Regions from separate parts of the Homo sapiens genome. Here region 1 is linked to region 2. Evidence: chromatin contacts called from ENCODE Hi-C or POLR2A ChIA-PET data. All regions are on one chromosome and are shown on one strand. The core of a region is the stretch at or near the end of the contact, and the rest is flanking DNA. Distances in the headings are between cores, read along the strand shown.

What was found. Hi-C counts contacts between places; a loop is a spot of excess contacts on that map. ChIA-PET counts read pairs that join two places held with the same protein, here RNA polymerase II (POLR2A). Pooled maps may share reads with other maps.
Region 1: a map of Calu3 shows a loop between it and region 2 (5-fold over the local background). The contact joins two enhancer-like sites. A Hi-C loop is called at or near these places in 29 of 168 maps with a recorded cell type or tissue (B cell, CD14-positive monocyte, CD4-positive, alpha-beta memory T cell and 23 more), 26 of 37 single-sample maps with no recorded cell type and 26 of 50 pooled maps. POLR2A ChIA-PET finds 5 or more read pairs at or near these places in 25 of 52 experiments (A549, A673, AG04449 and 21 more).

Annotation. Positions count from the first base shown.
Region 1 is chr12:122,942,758-122,948,672 of GRCh38, reverse strand. ABCB9 (ATP binding cassette subfamily B member 9) reads left to right here. Exons shown (of 12, transcript NM_019625.4): 5 at 1-49; 6 at 2,451-2,648; 7 at 4,154-4,282. Among named protein-coding and RNA genes, the nearest start is that of ABCB9, 21 kb to the left of the region's middle. RefSeq lists enhancers at 1,392-1,451, 1,522-1,791, 1,314-2,062, 2,693-3,502. Within about 2 kb of position 1,717, at least 31 of the 41 ENCODE cell types and tissues checked have a DNase peak (open chromatin) inside an H3K27ac peak, as active enhancers do.
Region 2 is chr12:122,898,227-122,903,738 of GRCh38, reverse strand. No RefSeq gene overlaps it. Among named protein-coding and RNA genes, the nearest start is that of VPS37B, 4.9 kb to the right of the region's middle. Within about 2 kb of position 1,903, at least 4 of the 41 ENCODE cell types and tissues checked have a DNase peak (open chromatin) inside an H3K27ac peak, as active enhancers do.

The DNA.
Region 1 (5,915 bases), core at 468-2,967, 45 kb before region 2:
CTTCCCCATCATCATGATGGTGTCCAACATCTACGGCAAGTACTACAAGGTAGGCCTGCCCTGTCTCTGCTGGGGACTGTGCACCCTGGCAGCCCCCAAACATCCCCTTAGGAGGGGCTCAGGGGGCCACTAAGGGCTAGTGAAGGACAGGTCTTGAGGCTGTGTTTGCATTCATTCATTCATTTCTTCGCTCATTCAATAAATAATTATTGACCACCTGCTATGTCCCAGGCACTGGGATACATCAGTGAAAAAGACAAGGCCCCTGCCTTCCTGGAACTTGTATCTAGTGTCAGAGACAGATACTAGGTACCAACAGCATAAAGAATGAGAATCCACAATACAGTAAAAGATGGTCAGTGCTAAGGAGAAACATGAAGTGAGCAGAGGGATTGGGAGCATTGGGTGTAGCTGCAATTTTAAATTGGATTTACTGGCTGGGCCCGGTGGCTCATGCCTGTAATCCCAGAACTTTGGGAGGCACAGGCAGGAGGACCACTTGAGCCTAGGAGTTCGAGACAAGATTGGACAATATAGCAAGACCCCATCTCTACAAAAAAAAATTTTTTTTAGTTAGCTGGGCTTGGTGGCGCATGCCTGTGGTCCCAGCTACCTGGGATGCTGAGGTGGAGGATCGCCTGAGCCCAGGAGGTCGAGGCTGTAGTGAGCAATGATCGTGCCACTATACTCTAGCCTGGGTGACACAGCAAGACCCTGTCTCTAAAATGAATGAATAAATACAAGTTAAATAGGTCTTGCTGAGAAGGGGACATCTGAATAAGGGTCTGAAGGAGGCGGGCATCTTGGGAGGTATGTGCTGAGCAGAGGGCACAGCCAGTGAAAAGGCCCTGGGTTGGAACGTGCCTGGTGTGTATGTGGGGGTGGTGCGGGCCCGCTGTGATGCCATCGCGGGCCCGCTGTGATGCCATCATGGGCAGGCTGCTGTCCCCTCTGGCCACCCCACGGCACTGCTTCTGCTTCCGAGCTAGGGCCGTGAGCCAGGTTTGACCTCACCCTCCTCCTGCTTCCTGAATGGGCGGGTGCCCCCGAGCCCTAAGGGACAGACAGGCTGGGTTCAGACAGGCAGGGCTGTGACCCTGTGACAGGTACAGGCAACCCCCTCACAGTCACCCAGGCCCACGTGGGGTACTTCTAGAGCAGGGGCTTGGATGCATGACGGCCTCCAGGTGGTGCCGGGTAAGTCATTGTCGCAGCTCCATTGGAGCCTTTGGTGTTGGTGACCTGAGACCAGGGTAGCAAAGGAAGCCATCTCCCACCCAGCCCCCGGTGAGGCCACTCCCCACAGTCTTCTCCAGCCACACAGGTAGGACCTCTTCCCGAAGTTCCTGGTCACGAGCCTCCCCACCGTCCTCACTGAGATGAGAAAGTAAATCTATTCTTTAGAGTCTGAGCCATTTCTGGCACGCTGCTCCCCACCCCTTGCTTCCGGCCTTCCCACCAGCCCCTGGGATGGAGCAAGAAACCCTGGAGCTCCCCCTCAGCCCCCACCTCTGTGTGCACTGCAGGCCCTGCCTTTTAGTTCAGCTAAGGGAGGCCTCAGGAAGGCTCTGTTTGGGTTTTCCACCCCATGCCTGAATGTGTTGTGTGTAGCCAGCGAGTCATCTCCACAAACCACACACACCGCCCATGGCCAAACATGACTCAGGCACCCTGCATGCTTCCTGCGGCTGGGGCGTGACACATGGTCATGGGACATGCCAGTGCATGCTCCTGTCCTGGACTCTCAGGCAGCCTTCCTGGCTGGCTTGAGAATCAGCATAGTGACTCCTGCAAAGTGTGAACAGCTCCACCCAGGGGCCTCTTCCAGGACTCTGGTGAACAGCAGCCTGATGGCCGCACACTTGGGACCACTTTTCAGCTCTGCCTGTGGTGACATGCACATGGTGTGGGCAGATTTCACAACCCATGGCCCCTGCCACCATGTAGAACTTGGCTGGGAGTTCTGGAATCTCTTTATCAACCCTCAGGCTCTAACATAATTTATGTTGATGATGTAAATGGTGCCCCTTTAATAGTTGGTGTTTCTTAAATAGTGTACAACCTGAACAACCGTCCAAGGCATCCCCTGCTCTTCCAGCACAGGGTCAGGTGTTGAGGCCCCTTTTCTGAAAGGATTACCAAAAACTGTCCAGTCATGAATAGCCTCTTTTGAATACTGGGGATGACTTAACGATCAGCACCGTGCCCTATCCTTCAGGAGCTGAAACCATTGCCCCAAGAGCCTCTCTGGAGTTGACTACCTGAGTGTGTCAAATTGAGCCAGAAGGGGATGGGGGAGAAAGGGCTAGATCTTGTCTTTTTGTCCTAGGAACCTCTTGCATATAGCTGGTGCCAGCGAAGGGTGGAAAAACCCAGAGAGGCCTGGGGGCTCCAGTACATAGTGAGGCTGTTTTGGGGTCTTCTCCTTCTTGTCCCCCTCCTGTCCATAGAGGCTCTCCAAAGAGGTCCAGAATGCCCTGGCCAGAGCGAGCAACACGGCGGAGGAGACCATCAGTGCCATGAAGACTGTCCGGAGCTTCGCCAATGAGGAGGAGGAGGCAGAGGTGTACCTGCGGAAGCTGCAGCAGGTGTACAAGCTGAACAGGAAGGAGGCAGCTGCCTACATGTACTACGTCTGGGGCAGCGGGGTACGTGCCCCTGGCCAGGCAGCTCTGGCTGTGGAGGGATGGGATGCAAAGATGGGGGAAGCCCTCGATCTAGGACATCAGTCCTGCATGTTGGTGTCAAGCTGGTGGAGAATCTGTCTGTCTTTCTTTTTTTTTTTTTTTTTTTTTGAGACAGAGCCTCACTCTGTCACCCAGGCTGGAGTGCAGTGGCACCATCTCAGCTCACTGCAACCTCCGCCTCCTGGGTTCAAGCGATTCTCCTGCCTCAGCCTCCTGCATAGCTGGGACCACAGGCGCCCGCCACCATGCCTGGCTAATTTTTGTATTTTTGGTAGAGACGGGGTTTCACTATCTTGGCCAGGCTGGTCTCGAACTCCTGAGCTCAGGTGATCCACCCGCATCAGCCTCCCAAAGTGCTGGGATTACAGGCGTGAGCCACCGCGCCCTGCTGAGAATCTTTCCCAGAAGCAAGGCTGCCCCTCTCCCAGTCACCTGACGTGGGGTGGCAGGGTGGGAGCTTTCTTTTCCCAGCTGGGGAAACATCCTTGCTGAGGTGGGGAGTCAGCAGGTCCCTAGGCCACTTTCGGGCAGGTCTCATGTCACAGCCACACACACTCCCGACAGTGTCTGGCACACTCCCGGGAGTGCGTCACAGCCTCTCCTTGGAGGATGGGGAGCACTTGGATCATGTCACTGCTACACTGGACACACATGGGAGGTGGGCAGGTCAGGGCATAGCTGCGGAGGAATGAGGAGGGTTTGGAGTGAGAGGGAGGAGGGAGCTGGTGGTCTACAGGGGAGCCAGGGGAAAGAGGATATCTGGGACTTCCTGGTGCTGCCACCTCCCAAAAGTATCAGCCAAGGAGGAGAGGAGGGGCTAAGGTCCAGCTCAGCTAGCTGAGCCTCTTAGCAATCCGTCTGCTGGCAGGGGGTGCCTTTGCAGCTTCCACCAAGGCACGGTGGTCCAGACAGCAGCCTAGTTCTGGCTGGGCATGAGGAGGACAGATGGAGTCCCTGACTAGGGTGTGGGCTGCCATGGGTACTCAGACTCCACTCCCTTCCCAGATGCCCCCCAGGCACAGGAGGAAGGCATGGGCGCTCCCATCACAGCCCCTTCTTCACGGAACCCCACTGGGGGAGGAGACAGAGAGCTCACTGTGTGACCTTAGCCAGGGCACTTGCCCTCTCTGAGTCATGCTCTTCCCCATGAGGAGGACGAATAGTTCCCAGGTGGCCAAGCTGAGGAGCCTGGGGGTGGCATGTGTGTGCCAGGACCTCACAAAGAAAGCCTTGTTCTGTGGCCAAGCCCACAGCCTGCTCCAGCTGGAGGCCTCTGTAGGGAAATGCTCGGGGCAGGGGAAGGCATGAGTGACAAGCCTTGGAAGACACCCCTGCCAACGGCCGGCATTTCAGTTTGTGGCTGGGTCTGCCCTCACCTCCCCCTGCAGCCTGGGATGGGTCAGGGAATGGGGATGGTGGGGGATCTAAGGTCCCCTCGACCCACATCCCCTCTCCCTCTGCCCCAGCTCACACTGCTGGTGGTCCAGGTCAGCATCCTCTACTACGGGGGCCACCTTGTCATCTCAGGCCAGATGACCAGCGGCAACCTCATCGCCTTCATCATCTACGAGTTTGTCCTGGGAGATTGTATGGAGGTGAGAGGCCAGTGTGTCCGGGGATCCAGAGAGAAGGGAGGAGTTTGGGGAAGAGGGATCTTAACAGGGTGGGGGCGGGGCTCCAGGGACTCTGACAATGTGGTATTTCTCTCTAAGGTAAGTAGGGGAGACAGCATGATCATATCAAGAATGATAATACTAGGCAGGGCGTGGTGGCTCACGCCTATAATCCCAGAACTTTGGGAGGCGGAGGCGGGTGGATCACTTGAGGTCAGGAGTTCGAGACCAGCCTGGCCAACATGGTGAAACCCCATCTCTACTGAAAACACAAAAATTAGCCAAGCGTGTTGGTGGGTACCTGTAATCCCAGCTACTTGAGAGGAGAATTGCTTGAACCCTGGAGGCAGAGGTTGCAGTGAGCTGAGATCGCACCACTGTACTCCAGCCTGGGTGACAGAGCGAGACTCCGTCTTGATAAATAAATAGGCAAGCCGAGTATGGTGGCATGTGCCTGTAATCCCAGGTCCTCAGGAGGCTGAGGCTAGAGAATCGCTTGAGCCTGGGAGGTCAAGGCCGCAGTGAGCCGTGATCACGCCACTGCACTCCAGGCTGGACGACAGAGAGAGACCGTGTCTCAAAAAGAAAGAAAGGGCCAGGTGCGGTGGCTCACACCTCAGGAGGCCGAGGCAGGAGAATCGCTTGAACCCGGGAGGCAGAGGTTACAGTGAGCCAAGATCGCGCCACTGCACTCCAGCCTGGGCAACCAAAGCGAAACTCCATCTCAAAAAAAAAAGAAAGAAAGAATGATAATACTACCAACAAGTGACAGCAACACCCTTTAGGGACAGAGGTGATTTCAGAAAATGGTCTTAACAGCTCTGTGAGAAATTGAAGTGATGAAAAGAAAACTGAACCTGAGCGGTGGAGTGACTCGTCCATCACATTTGCTCGGGAACGGGGCTCAGGGCCAGCCGGGCCTGACTTCCTCCCAGCCTACTTCCAGCGTAGTGCCTCGGAAATGCAAGGGTGTTTTAGATTGTCTTGATTTTGGTTTCCGCACAAGCAGATCCTGAGACAGAATTGGCGTGCAACGGATTTGTTTGGGAGGTGATCTCAGGAAACGGGGGTGGGAGTGGAAAGTGAGACGTGGAAGGAAGGAAGTCAGCAGAGTGAGTTGTGGAGCCAGTTACCAGTGTGGGCAACTGAGGTGGGATCCTTCTAGCGGACAGGGTAGGACACCAGCACCAGAGTCATCCCATCTGAGGGCCAGGGAGCTGGGGTGTTTACACCCAAGCTGCCATCAGCCATTGCTCAAGGTCAGCCTGGAGTGAGGGTGTTAATTCTCTTGTCTGCCTCGCTCCCACAAAAAAGCCCGCAGCCCGCAGGCAGTAAGAGATTGGGCCTTTGTGTGCTGCGCTGACAAAGGCTCAAGGATGTTGGTGGGGTGTTCCTAGCATCTGCTACTCAGGCCATTGCATCTGCTGGAGAATCACACCTGCCATATTATTTGACTCAGCAGTAAATCTGCCCCTAGGAATCCATGCTTCAAGAGTACTCACAGCAGTGGGCGAAGATGTATGTCCAGAGATGTTCAGTGCAGTGTTGTTTATTTATTATCATTACTATTTGAGACAGTCTCACATTGTCACCCAGGCTGGGGTGCAGTGGTGCT
Region 2 (5,512 bases), core at 654-3,153:
ACAGGCAGAGATTGACCGAGGCCCCTAGAAGCTGGGAGAAAAGCAAGGGAGCTGATTCTCCCCTCTGAGTTTCCAGAAAGAACCAGGGCTGCCAACATCTTGACTTTAGGACTTCGTGATTTTGGACTTCTGACCTGCAGAACTGTAAGAGAAGAAATGAGTGTTGCTTAAGCCACTAAGTTAGTGGTTGTTTGTCACAGCATAGGAAATGAATACAGGATTCATAGCTTCCCTGTACAGTTAAACATTATGCAGTTATATAAATAGAAAGGCTTGGGAGGAGGGAGTAGATTTCGAGTGCATCAGATAAGGCACCCCCCTCTTGAAAGAAGAGCGTAAACTAGGTGGGTTTCTGTAGCACTGACGTTGAGGGCAACAGGTCCAGGAGGTGAAGAGGTGGGGGTGACTGAGGTGGGAGCTGACATAAGATCATTAGCATATGCAGAATCACCTCGAGAAGGACCGCAAGGTAAGAGCAGAATAAACTGGTATCTTCACACATTTTCTGCCTAAGACGAGACATGCAAAATTTCACAGTGATTAGAATGTTCCAGATTTAGTGCCTGGATTAACACCTTCTGCTGAGAAGAATCTTCACTTGAAAAAAAAAGAAGAAAACACCCTGCATGGAATTCAAAGGAAAAAAAAAAAAAAACACCAACGTTATTTTCAGCACTACTAGGGGAAAGGTAAATTCAGGCAACACCTGTTGAATAGGTTTCAAGAGTTTTTGGAACCAGCTATGGGTCAGCTAATGTCGCTAAGGAGTTATATTGATTTGTCCTTAGCTATATGATTGCAAAGTGACACGTTCCATATAAGTAGAGTGTGATCTCTCTTGCTTTAAAAAAAAAAAGTAAGTGGGTAGGAGGGTGGATATGAATATAGTTGCTTGAATAAGCACTGAAAAAACTTCTGGAAGGAAACACAAGTTGTTAATGGTTTTTGTTTGACCCCCTTATCTACTATTTGAATTTTATTTTATGCCATTTTATTATTATTTTTGAGACAGGGTCTCGCTCTGTCACCCAGGCTGGAGAGCAGTGGCACGATCATATCTCACTGCAGCCTCCAAATCCTGGGCTCAAGCAATCCTCCTGACTCAGCCTCCTAAGTAGCTGGGACTACAGGCATGTGCCACCATACCCAGGTAATTTTTTTTTTTTCGAGACAGGGTCTCCCTTTGTTGCCCAGGCTGGAGTACAGTGGCACGATCACTGCTCACTGCAGCCTCGACTTCCTGGGCTCAGGTGATCCTCCCATCTAGTCTCCCAAGTGCTGGAATTACAGGCATGCATCACCACGCCCGGCTAATTTTTGTATTTTTAGTAGAGACAGGATTTCACCATGTTAGCCAGGCTGTTCTCGATCTCCTGACCTCATGATCCACCCGCCTCGGCCTCCCAAAGTGCTGGGATTACAGGCGTGAGCCACCACGCCCAGCCCGTACATGTTTATCTTTTTAAAAATTCTAGAACCGAAACAAAACTGATCACTGTGGCTACCTCTGGGACATGGGTTCAATAGGGTTTGTTGTTAACTTTTCAGCTTACACACTTCTCACAGTTTAGACAGTTTTTACAGTAAACAAACGTTATTTTTAAGTATTTGGATGTTAATTTGTATATTTTATTATAAATAGTTCAAATTTATCAAAAGGAATAGATAATAATATAAGCCCATGACTCAGTTAAGAAATTCAAGGTGCAAATTACTTTTGTAACTAAAGAAGCAAGCAAACAAAAACCTATAAAGGTTTCCTAAAAAAAAACAAAACAAAACAAAACAAAAAACCACCTTGAGAGGGTTTCAGTTTCTAGTTTCTCTCTAGAGAATTTGCAAACCCAATGCCTGGAAATCCTGTCTTTGTACTTTTACCTATGTGTAAACCAACTCAAGTGTTATAACCACTTAGACGTAAGGTTTTTCAACATTGTCAGGGTTCGAGGTGAATGTTAGAGCTGAGTTAATTTCTTAGTGGATGAACCTAATCTTCTTGAAACTGTCAGGCTTATCGCAATGCATATAAGCAGAGAACAGGCTGTTGCCTCTGTGGTTTATCTGCGGTGTCAAGGCAAATCAGGCAAAAAATGCTGCAGGGCCACTTTCTGAAGGCTATTTTAATGAGGAAAGCAAGGTTCTGGGACTTGAAAACAGTTGGGGTCCTCTCTAGGGGTGACCAGAGAAATCATTCATAAGGGAAGCAAAAGCTAAGTGGTCTTGCCAGGCGCGGTGGCTCACGCCTGTAATCCCAGCACTTTGGGAGGCCGAGGCGGGCGGATCACGAGGTCAGGAGATCGAGACCATCCTGGCTAACACAGTGAAACCCCATCTCTACTTAAAATACAAAAAATTAGCCGAGCGAGGTGGCGGGCGCCTGTAGTCCCAGCTACTCGGGAGGCTGAGGCAGGAGAATGGTGTGAACCCCAGGGGGCGGAGCCTGCAGTGAGCCAAGATTGTGCCACTCACTCCAGCCTGGGCGACAGTGAGACTCCGTCTCAAAAAAAAAAAAAAAAGTTAAGTGGTCTTGCAGTTGTTCTCCCTGGCTGGGTTGATCAACACAAGAGGTAAAAATAGCTTTATCACCTCTTTTTAAATATGAAATAATGATGCAAAACAGAAGCATTTTTGTTGAGAGATAAAAAAAAAGAGCAAGATTAAGACCCCCATCTTCCTTTAAGTAAATAGTAAGAAAAGTGAATTTTCAGTAACACTCCAGCAGGGAGTTTAGTGAAAATCAGGCTGTGAAAATCTGCCCTGCTCTGTTTCATGGCATATCACCCAATACATTTTTATTTATTGTGGGTTGGTGCAGCACGTAAGTTTGGGTTTGCAGGATTTTATTATTTTTGTTGGTGACCATTTTGGTTTTGCCAGTGATATTTAATAAACTCTTTTTTGTTTTTCTTGAGGTTGTGAGCAGCTACATTTACATTAGTTATATTCGTTTTCTTCCTTTTAGTTAAAAAAAAAAATACAAAAATCCTTGGCCGGGTGTAGTGGCTCACTCCTGTAATCTCAGCACTTTGGGAGGCCAAGGTGGGTGGATCACCTGAGATCAGGAGTTCGAGACCAGCCTGGCCAACATGTTGAAACCCCGTCTCTACTAAAAATATAAAAACTAGCTGGGTGTGGTGGCATGTGCCTGTAATCCCAGCTACTCAGGAGGCTGAGGCATGAGAATCACTTGATCCTGGGAGGCGGAGGTTGCAGTGAGCTGAGATCATGCCACTGAACTCCAGCCTGGGCGGCAGAGCGAAACTCTGTCTCAAAAAAACAAAAACAAAACCAAAAAAAACTTCAATCCACAAGCATTGTTGTAACCTTAAAAAAAAAATCACTAACTTCTCCACTAACAACTTAAATACTTTGTTACCCTCGAGTCTTTGTCCTATAGAAATATAGCTTGTTCATTATAATCAGTCTGTATACACATTATACATGTGATATATATACACAGACACACACACATACAGAGAATGAGAGAGAGAGACAGAGAAAGAGACAGGGTCTTAATCTCTTGCCCAGGCTGGAGTGCAGTGGTGCGACCACAGCTCACTGCCGCCTCAACCTCCTGGGCCTCACCAATCCTCCCACCTCAGCCTCCCAAGTAGCTGGGACCACAGGCATGCGTCACCGTGCCGGGCTATTTTTTTTTAATTTTATATTTGTAGAGACAGAGTCTCCCTCTGATGCCCAGGATGGCCTTGAACTCCTGTACTCAAGGGATCCTCCCACCCCAGGCTTCCAAAGTGCTGGAATTACAGGTGTGAGCCACCATGCCCAGCCTACATTTATATTTTGCCTTTGTACCTTAACTCATGTTGCTTTTTCCACGTAGCTTCATAGTCTTTGCGTATCTTATTTTAATGGCTGAAAATATACCATTGATCAGATTTACTACAATTTACTTAACCATTCCCATAGTGTTGGACATTTAAGTTCTCATAATGTCATTTATTCACCCTCCCCTCCTATGACCATTCTATAGACCTCCGTCTTCCAGGCTGAAGTGACTCTCCTGCCTCAGCCTCCCAAGTAGCTGGGACTACAGGCATATGCCACCACACCTGGCTAATTCTTGTATTTTCGGTAGAGATGGGGTTTCATTACGTTGGCCAGGCTGGTCTCGAACTCCTGACCTCAAGCGATCCACCCGCCTTGGCCTACCAAAGTGCTGGGATTACAGGTGTGAGACACCAGGCCTGGCCCCCTACCTTTATAACACACCAAAATAACATCAACCCTAAATATAATTTTAAAAATACTATTCTATATTTGTATATCTTCTCTTGCTCTCCAAAGCAGAGACTGTATCTAAAACGATTTCTTTTTTCTGGATGACTAGTATGTAGGTCATTTTGGACATGTAGGTATTAGTACATGACAGTGACATGGTGGTGACATCAGGCTGTGAGTCCCCAGAGAAGCATGGCTGTTCCACCTGACACCTGGGGGAATAATTCCTCTAGTGCGCACACATAGTTTTGTAGCTATGTGTGCTATGCTATGGACACCTTCTTATTAATACATTTTTTCCCAGCGTCTCAAACTGGAAATTATTTCTGGATAAATCTACCAATGGGAGAGAAAGAATTCTAATCCCAAGGCTAGAAGATTTTTAGGTTCAACTATGCAAAGGTTGTGTGTGTGTGTGTGTGTGTGTGTGTGTGTGTGTGTGTGTGTGTTTTAAGTATGCTTGCCAAACAATTCCCAATATTGTGTAACAGGAGACTCATTGCTCAGACGGCAACAATGCTCCCATTGAGAGTGAAGCTCTGGCACATGCATACATTGCCCTTGATTCACCAGAGCAAACTCTTAGTTAACCCACAAGCATTACAAGCAGATGTAGGTGCATAAAGAAACCCAAATATCAGCCAACCGATAAAAGGAAAAAGACATGCAAATCCATCCATGCATTAAATTGACAGGTTTGACACTGATGCAAGGAAGCTTTGACATTTTCTTTTCTTCTCTCAATCCCCTTTAAGAATGACAAGAAGTTTTTAGAGCAGCAGAAAACAAGATGATTTTGTGGTTTGCTCTGTTTAACAAAGGAAGTGGTGTATGACTCCAATAGGTTGGTGGCAGATAGCAAGTATGAGAATAGTTATAAAAGGACTGGGCAAGGGTGGCAAGTGAGCCGTGTTTAAACTTAGTACGTTTAGAGGTCACTGTATATAGGTATGCCATTCTGAAGCCAGTTTTGTTCCTGGGGTATGTTCTTGGTTAAATCACATCATCCCTCTAGATTCTGGAGAGCTCTGACCCCTACCTTATTCTCACCTTCTGTGGGGACTATGAGAAATTCCTGGACATCTTAAGCCTCATAGAGAGGATTTCCTGGAAATAGAGCTACTATTCTCAATTTGACAGGTCTATTCTTCTCCTGGAGGGAGAAGGAAAAAAGAAACGCCAGCTTCCTACATCTCCTTCCCACTTGTGTCCTTTCCTCCTTAGAGCCATCTTTCTTCACCAAGTATAACAAGTTAGAAGGAAGAAAATTACC